2 separate regions of the Mus musculus genome follow, and region 1 is linked to region 2. Evidence: chromatin loops called from intact Hi-C (ENCODE). Cell type or tissue: heart. All regions are shown on one strand. Links, peaks and the distances in the headings refer to the core of each region. The heading gives the core; the rest is flanking DNA. Region 1 overlaps Mapkap1 (mitogen-activated protein kinase associated protein 1). Region 2 overlaps Mapkap1 (mitogen-activated protein kinase associated protein 1).

Evidence for each region. Peaks named below come from ENCODE experiments on the same cell type or tissue, not always from the same donor. Only the 100,000 strongest peaks of a DNase experiment are listed, where the experiment ranks them.
Region 1: a loop joins it to region 2, with 2.0 times the contacts of the local background. A loop is called at or near these places in 1 of 42 quality-filtered maps.

What each region holds. Positions count from the first base shown.
Region 1 is chr2:34,589,533-34,597,336 of GRCm38, reverse strand. All of the region lies in intron 9 of Mapkap1 (mitogen-activated protein kinase associated protein 1), which reads right to left. Among named protein-coding and RNA genes, the nearest start is that of Gm34178, 18 kb to the right of the region's middle. In heart, for the core only: no CTCF peak of the experiment used is centred there; DNase peaks (open chromatin) are centred at 3,206 and 5,246; H3K4me3 peaks cover 508 bases; H3K27ac peaks cover 2,303 bases.
Region 2 is chr2:34,525,696-34,533,499 of GRCm38, reverse strand. All of the region lies in intron 6 of Mapkap1 (mitogen-activated protein kinase associated protein 1), which reads right to left. Among named protein-coding and RNA genes, the nearest start is that of Gm34178, 46 kb to the left of the region's middle. In heart, for the core only: a CTCF peak has its summit at 3,154 (motif pointing right); no DNase peak of the experiment used is centred there.

The DNA.
Region 1 (7,804 bases), core at 942-5,941, 64 kb before region 2:
ATACAGTGGGTGAACATGAGCTCCGAGGGCTTCAGGGAACATGGGATTCTTCCAACAGGCAGGGCCTCTAAACAGCATCTGAGGTCTAGCTGCCTGAGCAAGCAAGGTGTGTGGTGTGGGGTGACCACCCACAGTTATATGGAAAGCCCACAGGGGATGTACCTTTTCTGACATAACAGAGCACAATACACAATTTTCCCATATACTGCTAACAGCATTATGTCTATATTGTAATGACATAAACTGGAATAGAGGGAAATTTAAATCTAATTTTGATTTTTTATTTTTAAATAAAGACCCTAAGTAACAGATGCTACCAATATAGTTTCTGATCTGGAAATATCTTACATGGAAAATGGAGGGAGGACACAGAACCTCCCTCTGTGACACTATATATAATTTCTCAAGGAACAGTTAAGGGAAGCCATAGGAAGATCAAAGGGTCTTTCCACAAAATAGTTCAAATCTTGCAGCCTGGTTTTCAGGTGGGGGAGGTCCTTGCCTCTCTAACCAAGAGACTCTAGCATTTTTTTGTGCATGCCAGACAATGACCAGGAACAAATGTGGTGCAGGGCATTGGAGGTGTCTGCAGTAAGGACTGACACATGCTGAAGGTGCCTTCTGTGTATTTAGGAGATGACATGCTCAGTCTGACACACCAAATCTAGTCTACAAGTCCTCTTTTGCTCAAAAGAAAAAACTGTTCATAAAGCGAGACATAAACCTTTGTGTTCTGGAGTGAGCCCCATAAGAGCCTTAAAAGTAATTAATTTTTAGGTTAGGGTCTAAGTAGAAAAAAAATAAGTCAAGATTAAAAAACCCCTGAAATAGTCAATTGTATATACTGTGATAGAAGACAAAGACAAGCAGGACTTGTGATAAAAGATTAGTAACTCAAAAGAGAATAAAACCCACCTAAGCCTTGCTCAATTAATACCCCTACCTCAACCAACACACACACACACACACACACACACACACACACACACACACACACACACACACACACACACACATTACAGCCGGATCCTGACAGCAAATTTAAATGTAAAAAAGAATAAAACCAAATATCCTCTCCATGACTGGATTTTGTCCTCCTCCATGCATTGGATTACTTTAAGAGCAGATTCACTCCAAAACCAGTCAGACAAAGGAAGAAGGCTGTGTGGAGAGCCAATTGGCTCATTAATTGTTAAGGATCTGGACATCTCTATTGTTCCATGAAAGGAGATGAGTACTTAAGTCATGGGAGTGGTGATGAGTGTTCATGTATGCTCCTGCTGTAGTGATAGGCTGAGTGTTCATGTATGCTCCTGCTGTGGTGATGGGCTGAGTGTTCATGTGCGTGCACGCTGTGGTGATGGGGAGTACGTTCATGGTGAGCAGGGCTTCCCTCCTTATCTGCTTCTTATTCTGACATTTATAACAGTCAAAACAGACAGAGCAAAATAAATGTGCATATCTCTTATGTGGAAATAAACCCTGCCCCACATTCCTCTTTCAGAAAGGAAGAAAGAAAAAAAAATTGTCACCAGACAGAGATGGTTAAAATTTTGTTCGAAGGCCATGCAACTCCTGAAGCCGCAGCCAGTCAATACTGTTAATGTACCTTGTTAATTTGATAGGATTTGTCAGGTAACTCCACTGGAAAATTATATAAAACTGTTCCAGATGAAAAGATGATAGTGACATGAATTAAAGTGATAGAACAATAGTGGGATATAAACCAGAAACGACACCCAAAGTGGCTGTTGATTTATTGCCACACTGAGTTTGGTTCTGGGCTCCCATGTATATTAGTGCTACAAATCTGGGTCCATTTAGCAGAGGGATGCTCATACATACATCACCAGCTCCTGCTCCAAGCCAAGGTCAGTCCCATTGCATCAATCTTTTCAACAGAGCTTACTTCACAAAGCAGGACTCCTGAAACCATCGCAGATGTAACAGACTGCTCTCCTCTTTCATCTTTCTTTTATCATGTAAAGCACACTTTTAACTTCCATTATTTTTATCTGCAAATTGTTAGCGCATAGTTCATCCATTACCTGCTGTATCTGTGCATCAGTCGCCTATGCTCTGCTTGGCCACAGAACCCTTCCCAATGACACCTTGTCCTGGAGTTGCTGCCACTGATGCTGTTTACAGAAGGGAACCCCAAGACTGAAGTTTGGGGATGGAGATGTGGAGCTGAATGCAAAAGGCTCAAGATGGGCAGACAGGTGGAACATCATTTAAACAACTGGTGTGCTCCACAAAACCAGCATACACATGAGATTTTCTTCCTGAATCAAATCCCATTTTCCCACTGACTCGGTTCCAGTGATACTCTGTCTTCATTTTGGATTGATCTGTAATTGGCAGGAGCTCCCGACACTTCAGACACTTCAGTTTTAAGTTTCCTTGCCCTGCAGGCTTTCAGTCAGGCAGTTAATGATCTGTAAAACTCTTGCCTGCCTCCAGGAGTCACTATTTAAAGGAACCTATAGGGAATCTTTCGAGATGGGAAAAATCCTTTGTGTGTTTAATAATCTCACTACAGACAAGTGTGAGTCTCTGGCTCTTAAAGCTGAGTTAGGCCCCACAGGCCTGGTTGTTCCTACTGGACAAGTGCAAGCAGGCTAGGAGAGCCTGAGGCAGTCTGGTGGGTACCAACCTTGTTGAGCATATTGGACAGAACCTGGAGACCTCTGGGAGCCTAAGCACTTTTTACACATTCATTCACTCATTCATCCATGCATCCATCCATGCATCCATCCATGCATCCATCCATCCATGCATCCATTCATTTCGTTCATTCATTCTAGAATGGTGGATGGATGGTTGCTGGAGGGATGCCAGCTAGCAAATTCATTTCATGTTCTGGCTAAAGACGCTGGAGCTAGGGTGCAGTGTGTGTGCTCAGGAGGTCAGTCAACGCAACTGCACCCATTTTCCACTGCAGCCTTTCAAGTGTACAAAGGAGAAGGTGGGGCCAGAGCAGCAGGGCTTTCCTGTGACTGCAGAGCACAGACACTATAGCTGTCATGTTCCCCATGCTTTGGCAAAGGTGTGGCCCTGGCAGGCGCACTCACTGCCTTCCAGCAGTTCCAGCTCTAGGAATCTCGAGGCACTGTCCTCAGACCCAGCAGGCATGGCTCTGTTACACTCGTCAATTTACTAAGTGTCCACTTAGTGAGCACTGAATGTCTACTAGGTGCCAGAGGTTGGACAGTCTCAGTGTGCTCTAGTAACCTCATGGAACAGAACCATAGGACGGTTATGGAACTTGTCCAAGATCGCACAACTCACAAGTGGCCTGGGACCTGGAACTAGGAGCTCTGGTGCTAGAGTCCACACTCTCAGCACTGTAAGGGTCAGCAGGAGCTGTGCTAGTTTGTTGGATGCATGTCTACTGAGGGGGTGGAGTATTGTGATGCATTTACAGAGCTTAGAAGTAGGAAAGCTATTCTTCCAATCCAGAACTGCCTGGTTCCCAGATAGCCCTCAGGCTGCTCAGACCCAGAGTCAAGAGAACCTTTCCAAATGGTCCTGCAGCACTTCCCTCTTCTCTCCCCAGGGTATAAGACAATGTTTACCGGGCAGTGGTGGTGCATGCCTTTAATCCCAGCACTTGGGAGTCAGAGGCAGGCGGATTTCTGAGTTCGAGGCCAGCCTGGTCTACAGAGTGAGTTCCAGGACAGCCAGGACTACACAGAGAAACCCTGTCTCAAACAAACAAACAAACAAACAAACAAACAAAACAAAACAATGTTCACACGTCAAACATGCCACACCTACATCTGCAAGCCAGCAAACACACAATTGCTGTTCTTCTGACTTCTGTACTTGCTCTTTTTTTTTTTTTTAAAGATTTATTTATTTATTATATGTAAATACACTGTAGCTGTCCTCCAGAAGAGGGCATCAGATTTCGTTACAGGTGGTTGTGAGCCACCATGTGGTTGCTGGGATTTGAACTCTGGCCCTTCAGAAGAGCAGTCGGCGCTCTTAACCACTGAGCCATCTCACCAGCCCCCTGTACTTGTTCTTAATGAGTAAAGTTTTTGTGGACATCCCTGAAAATGCAGAGGGACTCCTTATGGTGTCTTTTTTTTTTTTTTTTTTTTTTTTTTTGGTTTTTCAAGACAAGGTTTCTCTGTGTAGTCCTGGCTGTCCTGGAACTTACTTTGTAGATCAGGCTGGCCTCGAACTCAGAAATCCGCCTGCCTCTGACTCCCAAGTGCTGGGATTAAAGGCGTGCGCCACCACAGCTTATGGTGTCATTTTAAACACAGTATTGCAAGTAAGTCAAAGTATAAACATACAAAGAAAGAAGGGAAGTAGACCTTAATTAAATACGTTTCTTCAAACTAAATGGTTACACTGAGGTGTTAATGTTAACACCCATGATGAAATATAGCATGACCCAAGAAAATCAAGCCAAGAGAAAAGTTTGACTTAAAAAAACATTCTAATGTCATAATACCAAATGAAATAGGAAAGAAAAATATTTACATAGGGGTCAGCAACGGAGCTCAGCAGAGCAGAGCAGGCAAGCGCCTGACATGGACAAGGCCTGGACTCCATCTCCAGGACGGGAGCTGGTGGGGGTGGTCTAGGGAAGCTTCCCAAAGGCCCCACTAAAATGCAGTCGGCTCTGGCTAGCAGGAGCCATGGACCCAACAGTATGTATCGTTTTTCATTTAGAGTTTTATTTTATGTGCTTGGGCATTTTGTCCGCATGCATGTCTGTGTACCTGCAGACATGTTCTGCCTTGTGTCTGCAGAGGCCAGAAGTGGGCCCTGGATCTCCTGGAACTGGAGTTACAGGCACTCGTTAGCAGCAGTGTGGATGCTGGGAGTCAAACGTGTATCCTCTGGAAGAGCAGCAAGTGCTTTTGACTCTGAGCCATTTCTTCAGTTCCCAGTTCCCAACAGTATTTTGATTTACTTAATTACTTATTTTTTTACTTTGTGGTGCTGTGGGCTGAACCTGGGCTTCAGGCACGCCAGCTGGGAAAGCGCTTGTACTGTTTTTAAAGCCATCACTGTTCTAAAAGCTTGGTTAACTTTTCCCACCGTTTTCACGTCAGAGTTTGCTTTCCTTCCCCACCTGTTAGTCAGTGTCGGCAAGGACGAGCTCACGGACCTCTGCAAGGGCGCAGTGATAATGCCGTGGTGGAAAGTGACCATAAATAGAAGCACACTTCCATCTAGAAGCTCACATGCACCCAAGGTGCTGGCAAGGGCTCCTCTGAGAGCCCTTCCACTGTCATAAAGGTGTCCAGAGCTTCCCAGCCTCAGCCCCAGCAGGTAAAGAGGAAGAGCATAGGGCTGGCCTGCAGTGGCTGGGGCCAACCCTTCCCTCAGAAGCATGGGAGGCCATTTGTCTCCTTTACCAACTCTCTTCCCCTGCCCACTTATCCGTCGCCATCCGTCATGACCTTTTCATGCTCGCACACTGACAGCTTCCAGATACAGTGAGTCAAACTTCACTGGAAGCAAACTATCACGCCAACTGTCAAAGGCAGAAAACATTGCCTGATTGCTGTCCTACATCAACGCCAGCATATAAATCCTTCCTTAACAAGACAGCTCAAAATAAACAAAGCGCAACTCTAATGCAGCTACAACTCTCCAGGGAAACAATTTGTCCAAGGTTTAGAGTTATCACTAGGGGACCCTCATCTGTTTTAACTAACCAAAATATTTCCATAAAAGGAAATTAGCACTGTATATCATCATCCACAGTACAGCAGAGGTCCCCCTTTGGGCAGCCCCTGCCCTAGGTCCTTCTGTGACAGTGGCTCACTGAGTACCTAGCTCTCTGAAGGTAGCCTGAGCTGTCTACATTTAAAGGCAGCAGTGCTCAGTGGTTAGGGCCAGGAACTCTGGATTAGGTCAAGCTTCAGCACTACTTCCTCAAGCTTTCACTTTGGGCAACCTGGGAAAGAGGCACAGGACGCTAATTCACAAGTGTGGAGCTTTTGAGGACTAGTTATTTTCTATTGTTGTGACCATGACTAAAAGCGATTTAGGGAGGAAAGGATTTATTTGGCCTTTCAACCACAGTGCATCACTGTAGGAAGCCAAGTCAGGAACTCAAATAGGGGAGGAACCTGCAGGCAGACACAGAAGCAGAGACCACAGAGGAATGCTGCTTACTAACCCTGCTCCTCCTGGCTTACTCAGTTTGCTTTCTTATACAACCCTGGACCACCTGCCTAGGGATAGCATCTCCCATTGGGGGCTGGGCCTTGCCACACCCATTATTAACCAAGAAAATGCGCCCCCTCCCCGACTTACCTACAGACCAATTTGTTAGAGGCATTTTCTCTATTGAGGTTCCTTTTCCCAAATGCCTCTAACTTGTACAAAGTTGAAAAAAGAATGAACCAGTACAAGAACTAAGTAAGGTATAACAGTTACAGACTCCTGTTGTCAAATGGCATAGCAGGGAGCCAAGGGAGGATACGCACAAGTATGTGCCTAGCCTTAGGCCTGGATACCTGGGTCTGCTCTGTGTTAGTCTTGAAAGCACAAAAAACATAGAATGCCTGTTTAGCCAGGCAGTCCAACATGCCTATCACCATGGACTCTTCCAGTAACTGCCATCACCAAGTATCACAGCACAAACCTTTCTGTAAGCACTAGACACTTCTGCTAGGGAAGGTCCACGTGCAAAGTCTCCAGGAGACTTTGGTCTCACTGGAGGCCAGGATCTGGGAGAGCACATTCTCACTGGTGTTATCTTGAGTAAAGAAATTTATTTTTGGAGCTGGTGAGATGGCTCAGCGGTTAAGAGTGCTGACTGCTCTTCCAAAGGTCCTGAGTTCAAATCCCAGCAACCACATGGTGGCTCACAACCATCTGTAATGAAATCTGATGCCCTCTTCTGGAGTGTCTGAAGACAGTTAAAGTATACTTACATATAATAAATAAATTAATTAAAAAAAAAAACAACAATCTTTAAAAAAAAAAAAAAAGAAATTTATTTTTCCAGGAGCCTGAGCCTGTAAAATGGGGCTAACAAAAGTGTTCGTTCCTGGGGTGTCATGGGGATGGGATGGCACAGCACAGCAAATCGTTATCCTGTACTGCAACAAGAAACTCAAGCCATATTACAGTTCCTAAAGATGAACCCAGACTCAGAGAGGGAAAGCCAGTTATCTCTCATTGTGTGTGACCTGGTATAGCAGACATACTCCTGGGCAGGCTCCAGCCCAGGAGGAGTTGGCCAACACAAACTGGACACAATGGATTTGAGAGAGAAAGAGGGAGGGAGGGAGGGAAGGAGGGAGGGAGAGAGAGAGAGAGGGAGGGAGGGAGAGAGAGAGAGAAAGAGAGAGAGAGAGAGAGAAATAAAGAGAACCAACAACAACAAAAAACCCAAAACATGAAACTGGGTGGGAAGAAGGGTGAGGGAGGATATGGAATGAGGGAGTGAATATGATCAAAATACATTGCGTGTAATTTTTAAGAAATTAATAAAAGTACTGTAGGTATGAAATATATATATATTTATATATGTGTATGTATGTATACATGCATATATATTATGTGTGTGTATATGTATGTATGTGTGTGTGTATATATATATATATGTATATGTATATATATGTGTGTGTGTGTATATATGTGTGTGTGTGTGTGTGTGTGTGTGTGTGTATAAATTTTTTTTAAACTAATGAAATGAGATGAACCCCAGAAAGGGGAAAAGTTAGTAAATTGCAAAACTGGGATCAAGACCACACGAGAGAACTGTTTCACGTTGTTTCTGAGGAACACACTGTCATAGGCACACTGAAAATACCATCCACCA
Region 2 (7,804 bases), core at 990-5,989:
TGAACCAAGGTCAGAGTTGCTGCAGGCTTCTCTAATTCATTGCAGATTGAACCTGGTCTGCTTGTGTCAGAAGGAGCCAGATTCCCAGTTTTGGCTTGGGAGCCAAATGCTGTAGTAAAGACTGGCAGCTGACAGAGCCTGATTTATGTCAGTCCCTGTCACTGTAGGCAGAGACTACTGTCACAATAAGCTCCTCAGTGCCCAGAGAAAGAAAAAAGGCTCTTTTAACCGTCTAGTACAACACTGGTCTGCCCATTTATCTTTTGTTGTTATTTTGGTTTGTTTGGAGACAGGGTCTCAGTATATACACCAGGTTGGCCTCAAACTCAGAGAGCTCCACCTGCCTCTGCCTCCCTCCGGGTATTAAAGGTGTGCCCCACCATGCCCATTCCACCCCACTTTTAATATACAATCTGTGTATACTCCACTATAAGTGATTTTTTTACCTAGTCCTACAAAAATCAAACAAAATATTAGTTTAAGCAAAAGAAACGAAAGACAAAACACTAACACTGCTTGCAAGCTTGTAATCAAATTAGGTTGGAGAAGAATTGAGATTGAAAAAGAAAAAGAAAAGAAAAACAACAAAGACACAAACAACAAAAAAAACCAAACAGATGCTAAACCCAAAACAAAAAAACAAAAAACAAATGACAAAAACAACAACAAAAACTCATCCAAAACCAAAACAAACAAAAAACCCACCCAGTAGCTCATCATCTGGGTGAGCTGTCATTTCACAGAGACTGTTATTGTAGTGACAAGTGTCACAAAAATATACCCATTCCCCCCCTTTGGGCACTGGAATAAAACACACTAATTCCGAGTTGCTCATGTAAAAAATGGGACCCAAGTTTCCAACTATGGAACATGAAAATTGCTCCAAGGAGTTTGGTCACATTCCCATTTCCCCATAAGAATCTCAAGGGAAACATGGCCAAAACCCATGGCAAGGCTTAATCCTGACAAGAAATCTGAAGGAAAGCCAATCTCTGGGAAAGCTTTCCAATGGTAGATGAGGCTGGGATGGGGCTTGGAGCCCAGGCTAGACCCATCCAGGTAGCTGGTTCCCCACAGGGGCTATGGGCTAATCTAAAAACCAAGGATCTAATTTGTTTCCCTAACACAGAGACATGTCCACAGCACTCCTCTCCATGCAGCTTGCTGTTTACTCCTTGACGTCCCATTTGTTACAAAGCACAAAGCTGATGCTGCCCTGGCCAGCACAGCCATCCATTTTCACTTGGTGAAGGTTCTTTGCTATCGAGCAGCAGGCCTGAGAGCTGTCAAGCTAATTTTACTCAACACTCTGTTACTGAATCATGCCTGAGCTCCAACCATTCTTTACCTCAGAAGCTGGACCCCATCCCAGAACAATCTTTAAAAGTTTATTTTACTGATCAAAGCAAAATAAGAAATAGCTCTTTTTAAAAAAACTCTATTTTGGGAGAGCTGCTGTAAGTGAAACTTTGGCAAGGGTACTGATATGTAAAGAGCCTTGTGCATTAAAAACTTGCGGGTGTTTGCCTTGGCACTAGGCCAGTGAGTATTGGAACAAATGCCAATCAACCACACTCAGATCTGCCTGCCCCAGCTTTCTCCTCAGAAGTCAGTATGTCCTCCATCTGTGACAATATGTTGGGTGACAGATGAGTAGGGCCAAAAGGAAACACAAGTTCTCGGAGATTTGCAAACTAGTACTGGCCCAGGCCTCACGAACCCTCATCCACCCGGCAGCTACCTAACCGATGGTAGAGTTTGTCTGTTTATAAACTGCTGCATTGGCTCCCGTTCTTTGGCCGGCTGATAAAATCACTGCAAGCCAGTATGCTCAACTCTTTCAGCAAAGAGCAGAGTAAAAGCTTAACAGGCAGTTTCATATCTGGACTAACTTTCATAAATTCAAAGTGTCCTTTTAAGAGGTTTGAAGCAAAGGAAAATCCCCAGTCTGTATTTTTCTGTCATTTTACCAAAACATACCTGGGTGACAAGGTTAAAGCAAGCAGAGGAAATCCCTGGCCCTTCCCTCCACAGGCCTTACTGATAAATTGTGTAGTGGAGGAATAAAGAATCACCTTCTGTATTTTTTCATTACACTTTTCTTTTGTTACAGAATACATAAATCCATTGTGGCACAATGTAATATGTATCACCATGCTACACCTGCGGACGCTTCCGCGTGGCTGCCATGTCTGTGCAGTCAGGAATGATAAGTGAACCACCCGTGAATGTTAACGATAGTGATCATTCTGAGGTAACTCGGCTCTCCATCTTCCTTTACAGCCTCCAAGCTGAAGCCAGGGTAGCAGGGTTCATGAGAGGAAAATGAAAACAACAGTGAAGGAAGGAAGGGAGGGAGGAAGGAAGGGAAGAAGGAAGGAAGGAAGGAAGGAAGGAAGGAAGGAAGGAAGGAAGGAAGGAAAAAAGGAAGGGCAAGGGAGCATCGGATGCGGATGCATGTCCAGGATGTGTGCTGTCTGTCTTATTCTGGGCTCAGGACAGGGCATGCTGGGGATGCAAGCACAGACGACTGAGCACCTCTGCATCTCTGGTGGGATCCTTATTCAGGTCTATCATGAAACTCCATGTCAGAGAGCTGACTTACTGCTGCTGCCAGTAAACTCGGAGCTGGGTCCTCTCAAGTCTGCTAAGACAGTGAAGATCGCACAGGCATTTAAAACGAGCTCAGGGAGCTTAGTTTTGCGCCTCTGAAAGCCATGCAGTCACCAAAGAGGCTTCTGGGGCAGGGAGGGAGCCTGAGACATAGTCTGGCAATGAACTTGAGACCTTCCTATCTCAGCCTCCAAAGCACTGGGATTTTAAAAGTTATGTGACAGTGTCAGACTTACCACAGAATTTTGACACTAGCATTAGTCCTGGACAGTGAGTATTTTTCTAAGCAGTAAACCAAAGGTGACAGGAGACACAGGAAATAAGGACATAGGTCTTCATACTAAAGCATAACTCTCTGGACAGGAAAAGGGCAAGAGATGGACACCAAGGGAGAGGGCAGTTTATTGGGGAGGAAAGCATACAGACTGCAAGTGCTGTGCCCTGTGAGTGTAATGCTGTAACACACAAGTATGTGTGTGTAGTGCTGCAGTGAGGCCCCTTCCCTGCAGAACTGTCACACAATGGATGCTAGGCACCTGGCACTGGAGGGCGCCAAACAGTGGGAGTTGTTTCCTAATGCGGGCTTTCTGTTTGCCTTGGCCCAAGTCATACCCCAAAAGAAGAGGCCTCACACAGCCCTCTCTGCTCTGGCTCCTGTGGGAAGAATGGATCTCAGCACTCAAGCAGCTTACGGGCATGAAACTGTGTGATGAGCTGCTTGGTGGCATCATTTAAGGGCACTGTCAGCAAGTAGCCTTTGATCCAAGCATCAAAAGCTCCCTGAAGGTCAGCATTCTGGGCTCAATGTTCAAAGCTTTCCAATTGACAGGAAAACTCAGAAGCAGTGTAACTTAATGGCTTTGAGGGACAGCAGGCAATAGAAACTCAGTCACAATGTGGGGGAAATTCAGTGAGAATTAAAGAGTTTTTAAATCTGTATAATATGCATTCACCATTTAACAATCACAGAAGTAACAGCAGCAACTACTGCTTATTGAAAATTTACTATGTGACCAGCACTATTTTAATCTGTTAAGAAGCCTGCATTTAATCATTTAATCCTAAAAGAGCACATATAATTTCAGAGAAACAAGGCTGGAGGCATCAGGAAACTATCCTGAGGCAAAACTCACACTCATCCTATTTTGGAACTATTGAGAACTTAACAAAATGGTCCCTAACACATGTACAGTCTGTGGTAGAGAAGGTCAGAGAAGCTCACAGATGGCTGCTTTCTTTATAGGCATAGGGAAACAGCATACTTTGAAATAGAAACTGTACTCTTAGAGTTTTACTTAACCCTACTTTTAATAATGGTTCTTAAATGTTTAACCTCCCTTCTAGCCCCTCACCACCAGAGGTAGTGGAAAAGAAAGGTTATTAGGATATGGAGGAAGTGAACCGGTTTAGAAATGGTTCTTTGGAGCAAATCCCATCTGTGTTGTCAGGAAACCAGAACTTCAGTTTAGACGTCAGCAGCAGCAGTTTGAGCCACTGGCAAACACTTCACCAATTACCATCAGGCTAGTTCAGTAGTGCTGGGATAGCAAACATCAATCAGCAATGGTGGCACAACCTAGCAGAGATAGGCAGCCAGGCCTCAGCCGAATCAGCAGGAGGTACAAGGACCTCTGGGGATGGCAGAAGTTCTTTGCCATGCCCCTCTCAATGAAGCAAAGATCAGCAAAGATGCGAGACCAAGAAGCGTTGCAAGGAAGCCTCTCTCAGGCCATTGAGTCCTATTTATATGTCCTCCAAACATCTTGAGTCCTCCACAGGTCTTGCCTCATCACGTATCTTGCCTTGGCACATAAGTCTGAATCAGCTGACATCACTCTGCCAATCAGCACAAGTAGCAAGAAACCACCAGCATACCACCAGAAGTTTTTTGGTGTGTTTCTCTCTGTGAAGTCCCAACAAATTGTGACTAATAAACAATGGCAAGGCATACTAATACCATCCAGCATCATCCACCATCTGTTGGGTCCTTCTTAATATCATGCATCCTTTCATCTGTGTCTGCACAAACATCCTTTCACCTGTGTCTGCTTCAGCAACATTACAAACTTTCCAAAGAAAACATTTAGTTTCCTGTGTCTGCTGTGTGGACTGGACTACAGCTGCTGGTTTGTGTATGGTGTTTGCTAGTGGACTGGAATGCAGCTAGCTGACTCATGTTTGGTGTTTGTTGGCTGACTGGACTGAGAACAATGAAGACTGAAGTCTCACCAAAGAACCATTTCTAAACACATCCACTTCCCCATATCCTAATAACCTTTCTTTTCTGTTATCTTTGGTAGGTGGTGGACTAGAGGGGAGGTTGAACCCTTATTAAGTATATTGAGAAACATACATGCCTATAATACCTAACTAGCCACACCCAGGAGAAGAGTCAGAGGAGCTCCCTCAGGAGAGATGTCTCAGCTCTGTATCACAGCAGTGGAAAGGGAGCAGTAATACCAAAAGGCAGCAGAGCACACTGAGCTGTAGAATATAATAATGGCTAGTTTGAAGTGAAGTTTTCCCTTTGTTGGGTAAACCATATAGTTACTCTGACTCCATTTCCTCACAGGCAAAACAATTCTTGGACATGAAAGTATTTATAGTAACATCTGTCAAATAATAATTAAGTAATTACTAACATACTAGCCATTGACTAGTCTTTATTAAAAGTGATATATAATGTTCAGGTACAGTAGCAAACATCTATCACTCAACACTCGAGGGGCTAAGGATCTTCAAGCTTCAAGCCAGCTTGGGCTACCTAGTGAGATCTGGTCTCAAAAAAATAGGCAAACAAAGGAGTTACATATACTGAGAATAACAGTTCCCAGCTCTTAATTGTTCCTATAACCCCTTCCCCAAAGAAAGGCAGGTGCTATTATTGAACCTACTTTATAACAAGAAAGTGACAGGTTAAGACACGTACCTGGAAATACACATTAAGTTAATAAGTTCTATAGCCAGCAACAAATCCTGCAGGAGCCACAATTTAACCCTAGATGGACCTTATATCTCCTAGATTCCAAAGTGTTTTTAACTCTTTTGTTGCTTAGATTGGAGGCTGGGGTACTCAGGGCAAGAAGAAACTTCCGGAGAGCAGTTCATCTCCCAGACGGGAGTCAATGACCAACCTGTGGAAGAGTTTTACAAATACCCTGGCTCACAGGTCCTTTCTAAAGATATCCTGAAAATGCCGTGGTTTCAGTTTCCAGAGGTGGGATAAAGCTGCCAGGAACAGTGCTCTGTTCTCTGGTCCTGACCAGTTCACAACAGCATGGAGATGCACTGCTCTGGTTGCCACCTGCTCTAGCCCCCTTCCATGTGATCATTCCCCAGTACTTCAAAGTAGAAAATGAAAATAGATGAGCAAGAAAAAGCGTTGCAATAATTGCAGAGGCTCTGGGTATCATTTTATCCACAAAGGGAGCTGACACTAGTGTGAATGCCAGTTTGTTTCCCCTTGCACTGATAGAATTTTTTGAAAGATCAAAGCACATTGTGCAAGCATGCAATGTTTGACATTGGACAAAGTACTTTTTTTTCAAAACAGACATTTTCCAAAAACATAACTCGCTAGACTAATGGGCAGTGAGAAGCCAAAATGACTGCCCTCCGCCTTCTCCTTGTGTATCTTTGCCAGAGTCCTTGGGACTTGCCAAATCTGGTCATGCCTGCTTAGCTTGCTCGACTGATTGTGCCAGAAAAGAAAATAAGACACAGATGTATTTGAGCTCTTTGAGATGCCAGTAAGAGAGACAGCTAATGGCTTCATTTCGACCCTCCCCTTCCAGCTGGGCACAGGTGGGGATAATGAGGTCCCTCTCCCTAATCAAACTCAATTATTTACTACTCTATATAACCGCAAAGACATTCACATTCCGTTCAGAATATAAAACACACTGTGGGCTACTTCCAACCACTGCCACTGAGTATTTATAACAAACTCAAGTGCCTAACAGTTTGCCTTGGCAGGAGTTTAAGTGTGTAAAGTTTTGCAAACTGTTTCTGTTCAAATATGTCCTGCTGAAATGGGGTCCCAGGCGGGGTTCCATAACTGTCAGGTCAGTGAACTGTGTAACATGTGAGAACGTATTCACCATGCAGTGCAGACAGGATCTGGAAATCAAATGCTCCGTTCCACTGCAACCTTCTGAAGCATCACGGTTGTTTCAGCAGCAAGACTGACACTGTATTAATAAACATTACGAGTCACTAGCCTGACATGTACACAGCAGCAGCTGACAGACTCCACCGTAAGCCAAGGGAGAGTAGAGGAAATCAAAACGAGACCCAGGAGCCGAACACAGCCAAGGGGGCTGCAGCATAGAATAAACCGTACTAACTCAGAGTGTGAGAGGCCCAAACTTTTAGGAGGCACAGTAACTACAGTAACGGCTGGTATGATTTTTGGATACTGAAGTAAATTGATGACTATCTAAAATATGTGTTTCGGTTGTATGAATAAAGCATACCCTGGCACACTTTCTATAGACGGGACATCCCAGTGAACAAAGCATACATACTTGGTTTGTCTGACCTTTAAATTCTTAGAACTATGTAATTCTTTCCATCTTTATTAATTGTTCCAGTATTTCTGTCACTATAAACAGACACAAAGAAAAATCTTTTCTTTCCTCCAGACAATAGCCTTTGCCAAAAAGGAAATCAAGTCAGATTTACAAATACAAAATTAAACAAGCTGCATATGTTCCATTTCCATATATGAGGACAATCTGGACAATGAGGATGTTTGCTAACACAACAGAATGGAAAGAAACACCACGCAGTTGGTCAGGGTAATTCATCCCCAGATTGCCAGGCTTGAAACACACATCTTGTTTTTTTATTTGCTCTACCCTTTCCAAACTCTTTGCTCTTGCTCTGACCCCCAGCTTAAGGTTTTAAAAATGAGCTGCTTGTAAGGAATAAAGGCAGAAAGTAAATAAATGAAAAGTGTTTGCCTTTTCTCCTCCTCCGATTTCTATTTTATAGACCACAAGGCAACACCACTTAAAAGCAGAAGCGGCTTCTAGTCAATGATGCCCTTTTTGATAAAGGATTGGTCATTTGGGGTATATTTTAGAGATAGCATCAGAGAGGTAAGTTAAAAATTACAGGCTTTTAAAAGTTCTCACATAAAAAAGATGAGGGAACCCTGGGCATGCCTCTTTAAAAAGTTGCTCACCAT